Linked DNA regions of Mus musculus: region 2 is linked to region 1. A link is a loop called in an ENCODE intact Hi-C map of the cell type or tissue named here. Cell type or tissue: left cerebral cortex. All regions are shown on one strand. Links, peaks and the distances in the headings refer to the core of each region. The heading gives the core; the rest is flanking DNA.

Region 1 (9,919 bases), core at 4,173-6,672:
GAAGTTCTTTCCAAATAAACTCATAGTTTGATATAAGTGGGACTTGTGATTGTGACATGGTTCTGGAAGGAATAATATATGACCCAGAATGAGAGTTAAGATCTCTGGTTTCATGGAGTGAGATTTAAGAATTTGATTGCTTGTGTTATATAATAGAAATGAAAAACAATTTATACCACTTGCGTTCTTTTTCCATTGTTTCTAAGAAAATGTTAATACACTTTAACAAAGTGCATAGCTTATTCATGGTATTCATGATGACCTCTCATTTAGATACCCACAGTGGTACTGTATAGTTTCGGTTTTATTTTTGTTCCAATGAAAATCAAACCATAACAAGAACTTGTATACGAAAATTTCCTCATGCAATGCTAAGTAGTGGTATACTTGGGTCATAGGGTAGATATAATTTTAGTTATTTTAGGACTCATTTTTTACTGATTTTCAGAGTAGCTGTGCCAGTTTGCATTCCTGTGAAAAATGATTGAAGGTTCTCTTGTCCTCCCAACCTCCACAGCATTTGTTAACAGCTGCTTTGTTGAGCTTAGACATGAAGAATGGATGTTATGACATCTCAAAGCTGTTTCAATTAGAATTTTTCTAATTGATAAGGAAGGTAAACACTTTTTAGTTGTTTCTTAGGAATTTTTATCTTTATATTAAGAATTCTTCATTTACATCATTTTGGGGTCATTGGTTTATTTGATTGTTTTACTCTTTTTTTATTTCTGGATATTAATCCTCAGCTAGAGGCTCTCTGACAAAGCCTGGCAAGGATTTTCTCCCATTCTGTATATTTCTCCTTAATTCTATTGATTGTGTTCTTGGTCATACATGAGCTTTGAATTTTTATGTTAATTGTTGGCCTTTATTCTTGAGCAACTGGAGCCCTACTCATAAATTTCTTTCCTACAACATTTGTATCTTGTAGGGTACATTTTTTTCCCTAGATAGTTTAGCATTTTAGGTTTCAAACTGAATTCCTTGATATGAGATAATTTTTATACAGGGTGATAAATATAGGTTGAATTTCCTTCTGCATCTAAACATCCAGTTTTCTCAGCATAATTTCTGGTAGATGCTGTATTTTATCCAATGTATGTGTTTTGACTTTTGTCAAGTATTAAATGACTCTAGTTACAGGTTGTGATTATGTCTTTTATTTTGTTCTATTGTCAATCTGTCTGTTTTTGTACCATTACCTTATTGTTTTAACACTATAGCTCTATAATATATCTTGATATCTCAATGTATATAATGTAAGTTTTAAAAAAATATGTATTACTAAATGAATAGCCCTTTTAGAATCAATACACCTCAAATGTGCAAGAGTCTTGCACATGCGTTTGCCTGAGTTATTTTCTATTATATTCCTTTTTCACATGGATGAAATCAGATACTTTTCAGTGCTGACTTAGATAATGAAAAAGGCAGTTGGGATTGATTGTGTCAGGGTTACAAGTTCTAGTACATAAGGTACAAGTAGCGTGTGGTTAATGTTGGTAGCAGGTGGCTTATTCCAGTTTGTATTTGGGAATAGAGCAAAGCAAATCTATAAATAAAAAGCCTGAAATGCCTAGCATGTTCTAGTGTTAACTCACGGAGGAAATATCTGGGGAAAAGGAGACAAAAACTTTCAGGAAACTACCTTATGTATATTTTATAATATTTTCATGTTACCCAAGCTGACTGGTTTGTTATTGACACTAAGAAGGAATAAGATTCTTAGCTGTAGACTCTGTCTCAAGGAGAGTTAGTAATTTGCAACATGAGTATTTTTTTATATGCACTGAAATAAAATTTACAATTGGAGAAGCTTAACTAATATGACATATGTCTGACAAAAGTCAAAAAAAGGTAATCCTAGTGTTTTATCCTACCAACTCAAAGGGAGTGGCTGGCATGTGGTTCTCTGTCCTTTGTTATTTAGCCTGCTCATCACAATGTAATATATGTTATAAGAACCAAAATGAGGGCATTAATATAAGCTCTAAAATATTATGATGCAAAGAAAAGACAGACACAGTGACTGTTTCAATGAGATGTTGAATGAGTGGAATTTTATTAATGTTGTCATGAAACACAGGGTTGTTTTGGACATATGGATAACTATCTCTTGATTTTGATATGCATATCATTAAAGTTTTAAACTCAATTTACTCTCCCATTCTTTTCTCCTCTGCATATTTATCATTGTGTGGAGCTGGCCTGTGGAGATTTCCATTAATGAGTAAATCCATTCAACAATCTGTTTTTGAGAAGTGACATGAAAACAGTTGGAAGTTCCACAGATCCTATTAAAGCCGTGTCTCTAAATAATCTGTGGGAAGAAATCACATTATTTTGCTCTCAATTTTATTTCAAGCTTTATTTAGTTAATTCCATGATTATCCTTAGTTCATTTCAAAGACACCAGACTTGGCTGTATCTAAATAACTTGGCAGTTTGGGAAGGGATCAGAGTAGACAATGGAACTTGTTGAACATTTTCTAAAACTGGCTACTTTGCATTTTGATTTATTCCTCCTCCTCCTCCTTCTTTTCTTCTTCCCCCCTCCTCCTCTTCCTCCTTCTTATCTATTTATCTATTTATCTATTTATCTATTTATCTATTATCTATCTATCTATCTATCTATCTATCTATCTATCTAATTTGTGTATAAAAATATGGGTGCATGTATGCCACAATGTGCATATGAAAGTCTGGAGGCAAACTTAGGGGTTGGTTCTTATCTCCCACCAGGTTTCAGAAGGATTCGCTGTTGTTCTTCCTCTAAATACATTGGGTTAGATGGGCCCCAGCCTAAAATGGATTTTCTGTTCTCTACCTTTTATTCCCCAGTATGTGTGCTGGGCTTTTACTCAGGCTCTAGAGATTTAAACTCAAGTGCACAAACCTGTGTGGATAGCAATTTTACAAGCTGCTTCATCTACTTCAATAATTGTATAATTTTAAATTAGAGGTTATTTAGTTCTTAGACCTGTATGTTTCGTCTTTTTGCTGATACAGTGTGACTTCTAGTTGTCTTGGTTTCTCACACATCAATGTTGATGTAAGACTCTTTTCTGTCTGCCCTTTGAGTGAAACAGTGCATATAATGTTCAGATTTTCTTTATTACTCTTATTTTTCATAACAGTGTGACAGAGCTGAAGCACAGAGGGATTTGATTAATTCGGCCCAGAGAGCATTCATCAAGACTTTTTCATATCACAGAGCATATATGGGTGTAGAGACGTCTCTGTGACATTACCAGAGTTTCTTCTGGATTACATTGATGGGAAAATTATTTGCCTTCTTTCTTTAATACTAAATTTGCCATAAAAATATAGTGAGGCACTGGGAAACAGTATTTTAAGAATTTGGCTTCATTTTATTATTATAGATTATACTAATAAACGTTTTTTTCAGTGGCATACTGCCTTTTATTTGCATTGTAAAACCATCAACTAGATCTTTGAATTACTATACACATAGAATCATGTAATTTAATAAGAAATTCCATTTCTCTTACAAGGAATTGTAAAACATTCCTGTTTTGTGTGTATATATGTGTTAATGCTCATGTTCTTCATGAGTAAAATTGTTGGGTAAGTTTGCATGTCAGCCTGGTGTTTGGCTTTACCACACTCTCATTCAAGGTTTTCTGTGTAAAAATACATTACCATCATATTTTATGTTCATTATCACACATTAATGTACAAAATAAGAAATTTCATTAAAACTGTCCATCAACACATATAATACAAGTCTATCATAAACATTTTCTTGTGTGATTTGGAGAATCAAAACAAATGGTTACATATCCTCAATAGCGTGCCTCTTACAGGCCAAAATAACTTCCCTAATGTCCAGCTCAGTGAACCAGGGGTTTATTGAGGCTACTTACAGGAGCATGAATAACTAAAGGGCAGCTGCTCTCCTGGAAAGCCTATGCCAGTATGTTTGATGACTCACTAAAGCTGTCTCTGTAGAGCTACTGGCATGGCATACTGTCAGCACCTCCAGTGTGCAAGTCAGAGAATTTCCTTTCCACAGCAATGAGTCATTATAGTGTGTAACCTTCTGAAGGGGCTTTGTGTAACTTTCAGGCTTGTGGAAGTTTTAATTTTTGTTCACATCGTGAGTCTCATGAACCTGCCTTCTCTCTCCACAAGGCAATGGGCAATGTTTCTATTCAGAGGAAATTGCTGTACAACTCGCTCCTTAGCACTGTTTCTTATTTCTGTCCTTCCTTTCCACCCCTGTCCTGACTACTCCTTGTTGTTGTATTGTTTTGTTTTTTACTTGTACACACTATTTACCCAGACAGTCCACACATAGATGAAAACAAAACACACATGACGCTGGGCTTCATGGATCTGTTTCACTATGGTGATCATCTCCAGTTGCATTTACCTAGTAGCCAAAAAAAAAAGTAAATATAATTGAAAAATATCCTTCACTTTTTAAAATATATATTTACACATGTGTAATTTATAATAGGCTGACTTCATCGCTATGGTGAACTGCACTGTATTTAACATGCTTTTGCAGTGGTGTAATGGCAGTGTTATGAAAGCTCTACTTTGTAACTTTTTGAGCAAGCATCTTATTTGCTAACCCACATTCTAATAGTGAGTAAAAGTCCCTTTCCTTTCATATTGTCTTCTCCCACTGAAGGACACTCCCATATTTTTCATATCATTTTAATGTCACTAATTCTTCTTTCTCTTTCTATGTTTTATCAAAATTAATACCTTTAATTTCCTGTTTATGTCACGTATTGGTTCTTTTGCTATATGTGAGTGTGTGTACAAATATGTAAATATCATTAAGACATTGGTGATTATATTAATATTTTAAGTGTTGTCTGATCAGTAAATCTTGACTTATAATATATTTTAAGGAACAAACAACATTTTCTTTCTCTGTTTTTGTACTTTTCTGCTTTTGCATCTGATGTTATGATAACTCCACCAACATTTTTAGTATCACATCAGAAGAATATTTCTTTTATAGACATTCATGGCATATAAACATTTTGTTATAATAATTTTAAGCTTTCATCTGGTATAATTTTAACTATAGTTGAAGAATATTCCTTTGGACATTGTGCAGTCCATAAGTAAAATATCATAACAATCCTTTGACATTTGTCTTCAATTTATTTTGTTTTACCTTAATTTTAATCATATACTTTATACATTAAGTATATTCATCATATTCCTTTTGTATAGATAGTGTCTAAATTTTCTAAGAATTTGCAACTACTTCAATTTTATGAGATTTGTCATTAAACCCATTTGGGCTGACCTCAGGACACAGAACTGAGTTGGATATTTACGAACCTTGTAGGGCAGAAGAAGAATCTCAGAAGCAAAGACTTTACTGTTTACACCCGAAGGAATCTTGTTAAGCACAAGACTTTAAACATTATTATTTTTCACTTAAGCATGCACACTTTGAAGGATCTGGGAAAAAGTGTGTGTGTGTGTGTGTGTGTGTGTGTGTGTGTGTGTGTGTGTGTTTGTGTGTAAATTTAAGTGCTGGTATCTGAGTAGGTAGTTATGCCTAATAGTCATGTGTTTGACAACTTAATGTGGTTTCAATTTTCATGAAGTATAATACCATCTGTTTATATGTTGCTATGAGTTTGTTGGACCTAGTGAATCCAAAATATAAGAAATAGAATTCAAGGTGTTCACAACAAAAGCTTCTGCAATGTTTCTGACATACACTAGGTGTCTCCAGTTTCTTACCCAGATGAGGAATGTGGAATTAATCATACATAGACTTTGATGATAAATGACAAGAAAAGAAAAATACTCAAAAGTTACTCTATATTTTTTATATCTACATGTGACAAAAGAAACAATTTAGATTTCATGAGTTATATCTGAATTCAAGGATAAATTATTTCAAACAAGTAGACCTAATTTAGAACTCAATCACCAATCATTTAGTTCCAGGTTCTGAATACATTAGAAAAGCGATTTCTTACTAAATGGTAAATCTATTCATTAATTAACAAATGATGGTTATGGAATATTATTGTATTTGATATTTAAGTTATTCTCAAACTACTCATTATGACTGATACTTAGAAACTGCATCCCTCTGGTATTATGATAACTGTAGTGGTCAAATTTATAACTATATGAAAAACAGGAATTATGTTATTCATAGCAACTGAATAAACTGCCATGCATGTAAATATTCAAAATGAAAAAGTGGAAATCATCAGATTGGTCTGAAGTGAAGCTAAGACGTTTTTATTATTCTAAACAGATCTAAATAGGAATGTTTTACATTATTAGTTAATACATGAGAAAACCTTGTTACAATGGAAGCAAGGTTTTTATTTAGCATTGATGTCCAATTATGAAAGTGCTTTATGGATTGGTATTCTTTAAAATGTAACACACATTTTATAGCTTAAACAAAACATCATTTATCCTCAATATCAGAGTTACCAATCTAATTAATTTATGGCATGAAATTATTGGTTCATAATTTAATAATGGAGCATACTAATGCATGGGTTAGAACCCAGATTTGAGCATGGTTTCTCTTTCAAAATTTAGATTTTTGGCAAACATTTTTTAGGGTAACATTCTAGTCAACTCTGCAACACCATATTTCCTTGTAGAGGATTACCACAACAGGTTTCTGTTTGAATAGATTTTAGATTGTTGTTGTTTCTTTTATCTGAAGTAATCATGATTAACAAGATGAAAGAGAGAACTGAAACTGTTCAAAGGGTTTCAAAAGTCAATAGTGAGACCAAATTAACTGAATATAATAGGAACTACATCTAATTTCTGCCTTCATTAGAAGCACTAAACTTTTTTAAAGTGGGAGTTATTGATTTAGGAGGCATATACTTGAGGATTATCTTTAAAGTAAATCAGAAGAAATAGTCTGTTTAATAAACCTCTTATGAGAAATAAATTATTGTTAATAATCTCTTCATTTATTTTCAAGTTTACTGCTCTTACAGAATATGCCTAGCTTCCTTTTCCTAAGAGTTTCTAAGGTTACCAATACATACTTGTAATCAAAAGCATTTCAAAGTTTTGGACAAACATAATAATAATTGATGCATATTCTTAAGCCTGAACATTGGGTTGGTTTTGCATAAGGAAAAGTACATTTTTTATTGAACTTAGATGATGCAGTCACATGTCTTGGTTCAAATATAATTTAAACATGTTGTTAAAAATCACCATAGCACACACAAAAAAGTAATTCCTGTTCCTCTAATGAACCTGACATTCAGAAATTTCACTCATCTCTCTCTCTCTCTCTTTCTCTCTCTCTCTCTCTCTCTCTGTGTGTGTGTGTGTGTGTGTGTGTGTGGTGTGTGTTCTATTAATGTATTGGTTCAATTATATTAATGGTACACTCATGTCATTACTCTCACTTCTATTTGACTTTAATGTTTGTATCCATTGATCCCATATAGCAGAACACACAGCAGCTCATTCATTTTTTGTAACAGTTGATACACTGCCATGACATATGTAGCCATAGACTCCTTTATCAAGATGACTTAAATCTCAAAAGCTACCACAAGCATCTTGCATTTTTGAAAGTTTTTTTCTAAGCAGTCATAGCTCAAAAGGAGAGTAAAAGAACTGATCAAGAATATTCTTATGCCAGGAGGTTGTTCTGAATCAATGACATGGATGGTGAGCACAAATATTTCTGATATTTTGTCCTGAACAATGAAAGGTCAGAGTCATGCTTGTATATTGCCCTTCCTAATCCAACATCACTTAGCTCCCTCCCTCCCTGTATTCCTTTCTTATCTTTGTTTCTTTGTTCTCTCTCTCTCTCTCTCTCTCTCTCTCTCTCTCTCTCTCTCTCTCTTTCTACTTCCCCTCTCCCTTCTTCTGTCTTTAGCTTACTAGTTTTCCTTTAAAAAAATTCACTTTGAAACAAAACATCAACAGATGATTCTAATAGCCCAGTGAAGATAATTGGACATGATCATTATTTGATTCTGACATCATCATCATTGTCATCACTATCACCATCACCATCATCATCATCATCAACATCATCATCATTATATTAGTGCTGGTGAAGGTGATGATGATAATGATGGTGGCAATGATGAAGATGGTGTTGATGGTGATGATGGTGATATGATGATGATGAAATGCAGTTAGGGAAGAGTTGATTTCATGGGTTGCAGGAGGTGTTAGCCAGAGTTACTGGGGCTGGATACATGTGTACATATATGAAATTATCCACCTCTTACCAGAAATTCTCAAAAGTCAATAAATTATTATTTATAAAAATATTTTTTTATAAAAAGAGATGATTCTATGAGAGTCATCCTTAGCTTCACTGAGTTTTATATAAAGGAAGGTGCAGTTTACCATGGTTATTCTTAAGTAAGAAAAACTTTTATTTCTGCTTTTACGTATGTGAGTACTTCCAAATAATATATTGATTTTGGAGGAACACTACTCTATATTTTACCTGTTTGTGCTAATTTGTTTTTGCTCTCTCTTATATTTCATAGGCCAAAGCAGCATGTTATACACAATAATTATTATGCATCATGTGACAGTAAGTAAAAATCCTCTTGTGTTTTGTGAAATGGTATTATATATAGTTCACTGTTTTTCCATTTATGCTTAGAAAAACTAATTATACAATTACTTAATAAAAGTATGAATTAATATAGATAATAAAAATTATATATGCAGAACAATTATATGGAATTTTAAAATTTTGAGGTAATGTATAAACTATTATTATCTAAAAGATATCTTAGAAAATATGTTCTATGTTATATCAAAAACTGCCTAAATGTAACTAATATATACCAGTGTTTCTGATATTTAGTTGGATTTTAAAACAAGAGAAGAATAGATAATATGATAATGAATTAAGCTCTTTAGGAACTCTAGGTAAAAGTATTGATTTTATTCATTATTCATTCATGGAATATAGATATAGATATAGATATGGATATGGATATGGATATGGATATGGATATGGATATGGATATGGATATGGATATTGATAGGATTAGGGAAAGGGATAGGGAAACGGATAGGGATAGGGATAGAGATATCTTGTTTCACAATGCAGAATTCTGATTTAACTTGCAAAGATTGTTCTATCATTAGCAATGAGAGAGACTAACAGTTGTCATCAAATAGTTACAATTACATCCTGTTCAAAAGACATTCCTTCCTTCAGTGTTGGCTATGGCTATTCATAACACATCTATTAGATTGAACTCTATGAAAGTATTCTTTCTACAAGCAGAATACCAGCAAATAAAAAACAATCTTATACTCTTATCTGACAGGGATCTTAGAAGATGTAATTAGCAAAGACACTAATTTACCCTCCAAGTTTGCATTTCTTTAGAATATGATAGAAAAATTCAATTTTATGTATAGCTAACTAAAGGAAAAGAGGAGATTGTGGTAACTCCATTTCAAGTCACTTGGCATTACTGAAGCTGGAGCACCGTGAAGATAGAAACGGTCACTATGCTTGTTTAATTTTTCCTATTCCTTCCATCAGTAGGTGATTTTATATCAGGTCTAACACGTAAGTATTAAAAGAGCTTACTCCAACACAAACATGATGTTCAGCTTATTCCCATAATAGTCTTCTGACAAGTGTTGACAATTGACATTCAGTCTTGTCTTTCAGGGCACCATCAGGCAGCAAGACGTTCCCTAGAATGGACTGCAGAGGCTAGGCCTTATTTTTACCCCATTGCTGACATAATTAACATACTGTCTTTTCTTAATTAAATGAAAATCGCTTTGAGGTCTTTTTCGTCATAATCTCTACTAACTTCATAGTTTCATCATAGTTATTTTAATTGCTTTGGGATACTATATTAAATGATTTAATTCAGCAGGAAACTTGTCCTTGAGGGAACGTACTGTGTATGATTAACTG
Region 2 (9,919 bases), core at 4,438-6,937, 1.8 Mb after region 1:
ACAGGTAGGAATGCCATGCCAGCCTTTCCTCATGGAAGAATTTGACAGCTTGTGGGCACTTGGCATTGGCTTCCTCAAAAAAGGTCCAGGGCAACCTCTTAGAGCTTTTGTAGTTTTTAAAAAGCATGAGCTCAGCAGTTAGGTCTGTGGCTCTAATAACGGTCCTGGGCTTTAAGCCCTGGCAAAATCTTGCGGCTTTTGACTTTTCTTTGCTCTCTTGAGCTTCATCTTCCACATAGGAATCAGCTGCAGCTTGTGTGGGCCTCCTTCTCATACATCAGTCTCATGTGCTGTTTTCTGTGACTTGTCAAACTCAGCAATGAGGCAGGGACATGCTCCCATCCTTGCTTGAAAGATGATTTTGAAAGACAGCCCAACATTTACCTTGACAACCCAACCCATCACCTGAGAACTTTTTCCACCATATTTCTCTTCCTCTAGCATATCCTGTGCTTTCTTCAGGTTTGTTTCCCTATAATACTGTCCCCTAGCTTTCTAGGATGAAGAGTGATGTTGCTAGAAGCTGAGACACAGGAAGCCTGCAGGCTCAGCACTCAGGAAGTTGAGAAGGGAGGATTAAGCGTATTCTTGAACTCAGGTGACCCAGAGCAGTCTGATGTCAAAACTGCCTTCTCAGTAAATAAATAAACAAACAAACAAACAAACAAATGCCAAGCCTAGTATCTCAACAGACCAGTAAACGCAACTACTGGGGAGGCTGAGGCAGATAAGATCTTAAGTTTGAGTTCAAGGCCAGCAGGGCAACTTATGAATACCCTGTCTCAATATCAAAAGGTAGCAAAGAGGGCTGCGGACATAGTTCAGTGGCAGAGCACTTACCTAGCACGTGCAAGGCCTCGGCGGCGATATAAACCAGCTGGCAACCTGAAATCTGTTGTTCATATACTGTTCTTATAGCCTCCAACCCACCTCAAGCCTCAGTCATTATCATTACAACTTTGACTTCCTTGTGGCTGGGGTTTTTCACAGAATCAGTTGCAGAGCTTCACTGCTCAGCTCACCCCTTCGGTCTGAAGTCAAAAGGTGCTAATGATCAAAGGGATATCGTGCAGCTGGTAGAAGGGGAGACTAGACTCCGATATCTGGGGTCCAGTGCTGACCATACTACGCTTAATCCTGAGATTTGCTGGAGAAAAGTCAATTCCACCACTTGGGGCCAAATTTAAAGTAAGCTTTATCAAATATTAAATACTGACCAAAAGATGAACTTTGACCAGGACCCAACCCTGGGATTTCTTAGCAGAGTATATCCTGAAGCCATGTATTGAAGCAAGTTATAAGGACAAACCTAAAGGCCACATTACTTTCCCGTGAGGCTTTGTTATTTTCCAAGAACTATAATTTCCAGCATTCCAGGAAGTTACCTGGTTCTTGGGCAGGTAGGGCTTACAGGTAAACTTTGGGCATTACAGCAACATTCCTTGTAGAATCAAATGCATTATTTTACTTTTCAGGTGCACCCAACTTTCTTTTTCTGTACACTGGAAGGTAACACTGACCCACATATAATAATTGTTACAAGAAATGTGCTGTGACAGGAAAAAAGTTTAAGACAAGAACTGACACCTTCATTCTCCTTCGAAGGACAGAAGTATCCACACTTTGGTCTTCCTTCTTCTCGAGCTCCATGTGGTCTGTGAATTGTATCTTGGGTATTCTGAACTTCCAGGCTAATATTCACTTATCAGTGAGTGCATACCATGTGTGTTCTTTTGTGACTGAGTTACCTAACTCAGGATGATAGTTTCTAGTTTCATCCATTTGCCTAAGAATGTCATGAATTTGTTGTTTTTAATAGCTGAGTAGTACTCCATTGTGTAAATGTACCACATTTTCTGTATCCATTCCTCTGTTGAAGGTCATCTGGGTTCTTTCCAGCTTCTGGCTATTATAATAATGTTATTCTATGAACACAGTGGAGCATGTGTCCTTATTACATGCTGGTGCATATTCTGGGTTTATGCCCAGGAGTGGTATAGCTGGGTCTTCAGGTAGTACTATGCCCAGTTTTCTGAGGAACTGCCAAACTGGTTTCCAGAGTGGTTGTACCAGCTTGCAATCTCACCAGCAATGGAGGAGTGTTCCCCTTTCTCCAATCTTCGCCAGCATCTGCTGTCACCTGAGTTTTTGTTTTGTTTGGGTTTTTGGGTTTTTTGGTTTTTTTTTTTTTTTTTTTTTTTTTTTTTGTCTTTTTTGGTTTTCAAGTCAGGGTTTCTCTGTATAGCCCTGGCTGTCCTGGAACTCACTTTTTAGACCAGGCTGGCCTCGAACTCAGAAATCCACCTGCCTCTGGCTCCCAAGTGCTGGGATTAAAGGCGTGAGCCATCACGCCCGCTCAGCCGTTAAAGGGTAGGCTCACAGCCACCTGAGTTTTTTATCTTAGCCATTCTGACAGGTGTGAAGTGGAATCTCAGGGTTGTTTTGATTTGCATTTCCCTGATGACTAAGGATGTTGAACAATTCTTTAGGTGCTTCTCAGCCATCCAGTATTCCTCAGTAGAAAAGTTACTAGGGTTAGTTGGTTCTCTGGAGTCTAACTTCTTGAGTTCTTTGTATGTATTGAATATTAGCTCTCTATCAGATGTATGGTTGGTAAAGATCTTTCCTCAATCTGCTGGTTGCCATTTTGACCGATAGACAGTGTCCTTTGCCTTACAGAAGCTTTGCAATTTTATGAGATCCTATTTGTCAATTCTTAATCTTAGAGCATATTGTGCTCAAGGCTCTTCCCCACTTTCTTTTCTATTAGTTGCAGGAGGGGGGTAGGGATAAGGGGTTTTTGGAACGGAAACCAGGAAAGGGGATAAGATTTTAAATGTAAATAAAGAAAATATCTAATGAAAGAAAGAAAGAAAGAAAGAAAGAAAGAAAGAAAGAAAGAAAGAAAGAAAGAAAGAAAGAAACCGTGAAAAAAATAAAAAAAGAACTGACACCTTGTAAACTTTTTTTAAGCTTTTATTGGTCTTTGTCATATGATTCACAGAAGACCAGAGGACTTCACCATACCCAATGACTATGACCTCAAGGCCTTTGTGCACTAAGTTCTTCTTAGCTAGCTTGTTAAAAGCAAGTTATAAGTAGGGTATATGGGACCATGCTACCAGACGGGCATAAGAACTGGTGAGATGGGGCATGTTCAAGCCCTGGGAGACTCAGAGATCTGAGATGATAGGAGTGGAGCTGCCCCCTCCCAGCCTGTAAAGCCTGCTCTGGAACATGTGACCACAACCACCGACTGAGAGGACCATGGGCACTCAGTCCTGAAGCATGCCACCTGGAGCTCTAATGCGGCATCTAGATACCCTTAGGCTTCAACCAATGCCCTTTCCTTCCTGGATATTCTCACACCTTCCCCACAAAAGTATAAAGTCCCTGGTTCACCCCAAATAAAGTGCATGTGTTCACATCCACCCACAATAAAGAAATAGAAACAAGCTAAGATCATCTCAGAGAGCTGCTTCATGGGGAAGGCTTTCACCTAAAGGAGCTCAACACTAAGACTCCTGAAGAAGGCCTTCTTGCTTCTCCCACCTCTTGCACTTGGCACCAACTCCCAATCAGACCAGATCCTGCCAGTCCAGGGCTATGTTTTCCCCTTCCAGCCTGCTGAGCAGTCTGATACCCTGAGGAAAAACCTGAACCATGGACCCCTCATTCCTCAGTTGCTCTCAAGGCTGATGCACTGACAGCATCCTGGCACCCTGAGAGGGAGACCTTGGAACCATAGCATCCATCCCAAACCCTACCTTCTCCTTCCGGTCTGTCATGCAGCAGCGTTCTCACACCTGAAGGGAAACCTGTGGACTGCTGTGGACTCCCTGCTCCAGACTTTGCCCTGCCTTCTCTGGCCAGTGTTTTGGCAGCAGTCAGGCATCCCCAGCAGAGAGGCAGAATGCAACACCACACTTATATAAGAAGACAAAGCCAGATTCTGACAATATTGTCCCTATATTTGATATCTATCTAGTTCCCTCTCTTTTTAAAGTAACTCCCTTGTTTCTTGAGCCATCTGAGTGGGTTCTGGATTCTTATAACAAAAGAGCCTTCTTATAACAAGTCCTTAAGATGTGTGTGTCCTACAGAAACTGTCTTTATGACTTTTGTATGTGTTATTGACCTGTAGTACATATAGTATGTCATTGTTATATCATAATATTATATATTATTATATGAACATATAGTGCATATGTTAATAACATATGACCTACACATATGTTATTATGCATAGGTCATTATGCTAAGATAAAAAGGGCATCAAGGCTCCCCTGTTTAGGTCAGGAAGAGAAACTGTGCTCACTGTTATTCAGATGCGAAAGCCAAGCAGCTTTTGTGTGAGAATCTGGTTTATTACCTTTTCAAATTCTCTTCTCTAACCCATTAAATTGAGCCCTGAAGGGACTTCGATTTTGCAATATTTCCTTAGTTACAATGTTAACTTGAAAGTCAAAACTATATTTTGTTTTTTGGTTTTTTTTACGTATTTCATAATCCTGATTTCCCAGGAATTTGAACTGTATTTCCCTGCAGTCTAAGAAGGTGAAGTTTTTATCTGTTTTCTGTGATAGGAAGGATTGGGCCTTTTCCTACCTGTTCAAACCTGCTTGATGGCAACTTTGCCCACAGTGAAGAAATAAGAAAACGTCTCCCTAGAGTTGATGATGGGCAGCGTCTCTGCCTCAAGGACATGGTCTATGTCTTTCTCAGCTCAATCAGCTCAGCACCATGCCAGAGCCCTGCACAGACAGATGCTTCATAAACGCTTTTGAATCGACTGAGACAGCCAGAAAATGGAATGTCTTCCCTCCTCACTTCACCTGCTGCCTTTTAAAGCTGGTTAAGCTACAGTTGGAACACGTTGGAAGAGGGAGTGATTAGGCAGAACTTGGATGCTGAGCCTAGCATTTAAGATCATAATGAAATTTCCTGAGATGATTCTTACTAAAATCCACATGTATTCAGATAATCCCGGCAGGAAATATTACAGATGATAAATTGAGACCGATCACATTTCCTCCAGGTTTCTTGAAAGACTTCAGCCATCTCAGTGTGACAGCCAGAAATCAAAAAAGGGGTGGAAAATTAATAACTGTGCGTTTTAAGGCTTTAATGAAACATTTATAGACTATTTGGGCTCGTAATAAAAGTTATTACCCTTTGGTTGGCAAGTGTGACCTCCAGGGGACAATAATATTCTATTACATTTCAAATTCTATAAAGTTATTAGTTATCTCCTCCAGGAAACCATCCTCTATTGACAGGAGCTCAGGTGGATCGTCTAATAGCTGAAATGGCTCCATAAATAAACTTCAACTTGAAGGCTCCGTTGGAGTACATTGCCCAAGTCAGAATTTTCAAATTTGTTGTTATAGGATCTCAAAATTATAGGTAAGCATTTTTTTGAGTTCTGCAACTCGGCAGAGCAAGCTGTGTGGTTATGAATTGCATAGAAGCTGAATGCAAAAGAACTAAGACTTTCTTTCTTTTTGGGTCTATAAAGCCAATAAAACACAATTTTGAAGTAAGCTCTTGGCAAATAACACCACTTTTCTACAAATAAATAAATAAAAAACGGGGGGGGGTGATGTAACATATTGTTTCCAGATGTATGAAAGCATTGAAAAATACACTTAAATGTATATATATTAGTTCTATTTATATTTGCAATATATATTTATACACATATTATATAGAGGGGGAAAGAGAAGAGATTGGATAATCTAATGCTGTTTTAGTTGGGATGAACGTATAAATAAGGTAAATTGCTCCATCTGCTGGCTGCATTTGGAAACATTCTAAGTTGAAGCTCAAAGGAATTAAGTAAGAATTGAATTGAGGATTGCTGAAGGTTGAAAGAGAAAAAAGAAGCAAAGAGGGGTGGGATAGTAGCAAGTGGAGAAAAGGCACCTAACACGCACTAATGAAATGTCACTGCACACCCTGCCCCCACCACCTTTGAAGACCCAAGAAAGCATCAAGAGTCTCAGACTCACCAAGAGTTTCTCTGGCATGTGGAGAGCAAGCAGTGAAGGAAACCTGTGTGCTTGTGCAGGGCAATGACAAATACTGTGCTTAGACACTGAAAAATCTAGATGTGGTTTCCATAAACAGACTATGTAACCTTATAGCATTATGGTCTCCAATTTAAACATGCCTTTGTAAATGTATGGTGTTGAGGTCCATGTAGTGTTTTCAAATACACTATAACCAAAAGGGAAATGTCCAAGTCAGGAATGGTAGACCAGACCTTTAATTCCAGCACTCAAGAGGAAGAGGTAGGCAGGTCTTTGTAAATTCAAGGCCAGCCTGGTCTACAAAGTGAGTTCTAAGACAGCCAGGGATATTACACAGAAACTGTCTTGGAAGGGACGAAAGAAAAAGAAAGAGAGAGGGGGGAGGGAGGGAAGAAGAGTAGGGGAGGGGAGGGGAGAGGAGAGAGGAGGAGAGGAGAGGAGAGGAGAGGAGAGGAGAGGAGAGGAGAGGAGAGGAGAGGAGAGGAGAGGAGAGGAGAGGAGAGGAGAGGAGAGGAGAGGAGAGGAGAGCAAAGGCCCAAATTTAAAATTAGTGGCTTGCTCAACCTTACTGGAAAGTTGGAGTTCCCAGCTGTTTTTCCTAGGCTTCAGCCTAGCACTCTCTCACTCGTGAGACACACGCTAAAGCCTTCAGCAGTCTCCTTTCGTTTACCGTCTAACATGAAGAGCACTGTCCTGCAGGCCCCTGCCTGTCCTCTCCTCCTAAGCTTGGTGTCTTACTATTCGTCTCACTGCTAAGTTGGATGGATGAGGAATTTTGCTCTCACAACTCCTGAGGGAAGACAGTATTAATGCTCATACTCTACTAATGTTTCAGTAGCTGTTATATTTGAAACAGTGTTACCTTTATCTCTACTTAGTGCACTAAATCACGTTGTGAAAAATTCAATTACAAGTTCACATGAGTGATTCAAACTTGAGCTTTGTTGTTTATGAGGCTGCTGAGCTGCCCAAGTGCCGCGTTCAGCACTGAGAGCACATTACTCTCCACAGAGTAATAGCTTCCTGGGAGGCTTTGGTTCGGTGTCGAGTTGTGGCTTATCTCTAAGATCTTTTTCTTTCCTAGCATATTTTTCATGCTGTAAAATGTATCATTTTTCTATTCTAGTGTGAAGTACAAAAGTAACTTGTATTTAGATGCAAAAAAGAAAATCAACTTATCTTCCGAAGGAGCCCAAGTTTTGAGTTGAGTGTAAAGTATTATATGCAGTCCTCCAAGGGGAAGTGACAGTAAGGTATGACCAGGCCCGTCTTCTGACCTCCACTGGCCCCCTAGTCCCGGTAAATGTTGTCAAAAGAATTCAGAGAAAATGCATAGCGTACTGCAGAAGAAACCAGGTCATCATCAAGGGACAAGATAATGTCCAAAGGGACAATCACAGTGTACAACACTCTCATCAGATGCATGACCAGTGGCCATAAAGACCATTGTGACAATTTGCAACTTAGACAGATTTCACAGTAAGTCAAAGCTTCCAAACAAGACTACGTCCTTGTTGGTGTTTCCCTGCCCAGGTGACTACAGGGACATAGAACCAGAGGAGACAGTGATCCTGGAACCAGGTTCAGAAAGTTACCCATGAATGGCATTCTGGGAAGTTCAGGATGTCCCATCTTCTCCCAGATCCAAGTCCTGTTTCTCTAAGCAATAACCCAATGACTAGAGTTTTATAATTCTGGTCCTTGGTTTTTCAAGCTATTGGTTATGAGAAAGGGGTCCAACTCTGTCATCTCTAATCTTTCTAGTGCTTAATGACCTACCTAACAGGAGGACAAATGTTCTTGTCAATGATTATTATCAAGAACATTAATTATTACCCCCAAACCAAAACTAAATACTGATATTATCTCTCCACTTAAAATTCTTTTTGCATTTACTTGAAATTTCCCTATTACCTCAGCAATTGCTAAACATATAATTAAATCTAACAACCTGATGATTATTAGTGATAGCTGCCTTCAAGGAGCTTACTATCAGGGGAGGAGATCCAGAGACAAAGTGTGGAGCAGAGACTGAAGGAAAAGCCATCCAAAGACTGCCCTACCTGGGGATCCATCCCATAAACAGTCACCAAACCCAGACACTATTGTGGATGCCAACAAGTGCTTACTGACAGGAACCTGAGATAGCTGTCTCCTGAGAGCCTCTGCCAGAGCCTGACAAATACAGAGGCAGATGCTCACAGCCAACCATCGGACTGAGCTCAGGGTCCCCAATGGAGGAGTTAGATAAAGGACTGAAGGAGCTGAAGGGGTTTGCAACCCCATAGGAAGAACAACAATATGATCCAATCAATACCCCCAGAGCCCCCCAGGGACTAAACCACCAACCAAAGAGTACATATAGAGGGACCTATGGCTCTAGCCACATATGTAGCAGAGGATGGCCTTGTCAGGCATCAGTGGGAGGAGAGTTCCTGTGAAGGCTTGATGCCCCAGTGTAGGGGAATGCCAGAGTGGGCAAGTGGGAGTGGGTGGGTGTAGGAGCACCCTCAATGAAGCAGGGGGAGAGGAGATGGGAAGGAGGCTTCAGAGTGGGGAGGGAGACTGGGAAAGGGGATAACATTTGAAATGTAAATAAAGAAAATATCCAATGGGGGAAAAAAAAGAACTTACTATCTAACAGGAAGAAATGCAAATGTTACTATAATACAGGGTGGTGAGGATAGTGTAGACACATTAAGCACAGGGGCCACGGTGGCATCCTTCAGAGAGTGAGAAAAACACCAGATGTGGGGTAAATTGAACTCACCTCTTACTAGCCAGATAGAAAGGAGTTCACTACCTGGCAAAGGACAGGTTGGGCAAGGTTTTCAGATAAAGAAAAAGCACACGTTTCCTCTTCAATTTCCAGACCTTTGCATAGAAAGGTCTACATTGAGAACTGACTTTCTAGTAAAATGAATATAGAGCAAGTTCTTTATGAACTACAGGAAGTTTAACCCTGTTTAACCCTGCAGTTTCTACAGTGCTGAGGATGGAACCCAGGGCTTCATGAATACTAAGCACTCGACAAGCATACTACCTCTGGGCTATACCTTCAGACCAGTGAGCATGTCGTCACTGCATTTTACCAATGTTTTGTATATGTGGTCAGTCTCAGAGGAGGGGGATCTTGAGGGAATAATTAAGTACATGTGAGTGCTGTGCGGTAAAGTTTAATGTGATTAAAAACAACACGCTGAAGAACAGTGGAGGCAGATCCTTGCATTAGCTAGCAATAAAACACCTAGCTTTTTTTTTTTTTACACTGAAAATAACCTATAGTCAGGTTGAATAGCAGAGCAATGTCTCTGCCGATGGCTTTATTTCCTAAACGAAAATGGGTAATTAGGTATCCACTATTTTTATTAGAATAGATGCCATTGGGGATTTCTGCATGTATTTTTATAGACGTTTCACCTGATTCTCAGCTTGTGGCACCTGGAGCTGCTGCCATTGAGATTATATGACAAGGAAATAAATAGAAACAAGGCCTAAACACTCTTACAATAAAAACAATCACTGGTGTTGGTGAGGGACTGGAAGGTCTGAAAAGGCAGACCCCATGTAAATGGTGTGAGATACCGTGGCCCACGTGCACAATGTCTGCATCCCGCTTCCACCATTCCACCTCCGAGCGAGAAAGAAGGAACAGAAATTTATGTGTTTTAAATGTACGTGTATCTTTCACTGTGAAATCTCCAAACCTAGAAGAATAGAGGTTATATCAATATGGACAAGCTTATTTTACCTATAACCTAACACGTTACCCCTACTTCAAATTGTTTTTATAGCAAATCCCAGACATCAGATCACTTTTTCTGGAAGCTTAATTTTTTTTTTTCAACACCGGTTCTCTCTACACAGCCCTGGCTGTCTTGGAACTC

Evidence for each region. Hi-C counts contacts between places; a loop is a spot of excess contacts. Peaks named below come from ENCODE experiments on the same cell type or tissue, not always from the same donor. Only the 100,000 strongest peaks of a DNase experiment are listed, where the experiment ranks them.
Region 2: it touches region 1 in a loop (5-fold over the local background); 3 of 42 quality-filtered maps call a loop at or near these places.

Annotation. Positions count from the first base shown.
Region 1 is chr2:82,566,357-82,576,275 of GRCm38, reverse strand. No RefSeq gene overlaps it. Among named protein-coding and RNA genes, the nearest start is that of A130030D18Rik, 180 kb to the right of the region's middle. In left cerebral cortex, for the core only: a CTCF peak has its summit at 5,719; no DNase peak of the experiment used is centred there.
Region 2 is chr2:80,758,264-80,768,182 of GRCm38, reverse strand. No RefSeq gene overlaps it. Among named protein-coding and RNA genes, the nearest start is that of Gm25420, 56 kb to the right of the region's middle. In left cerebral cortex, for the core only: a CTCF peak has its summit at 5,793 (motif pointing left); a DNase peak (open chromatin) is centred at 5,804.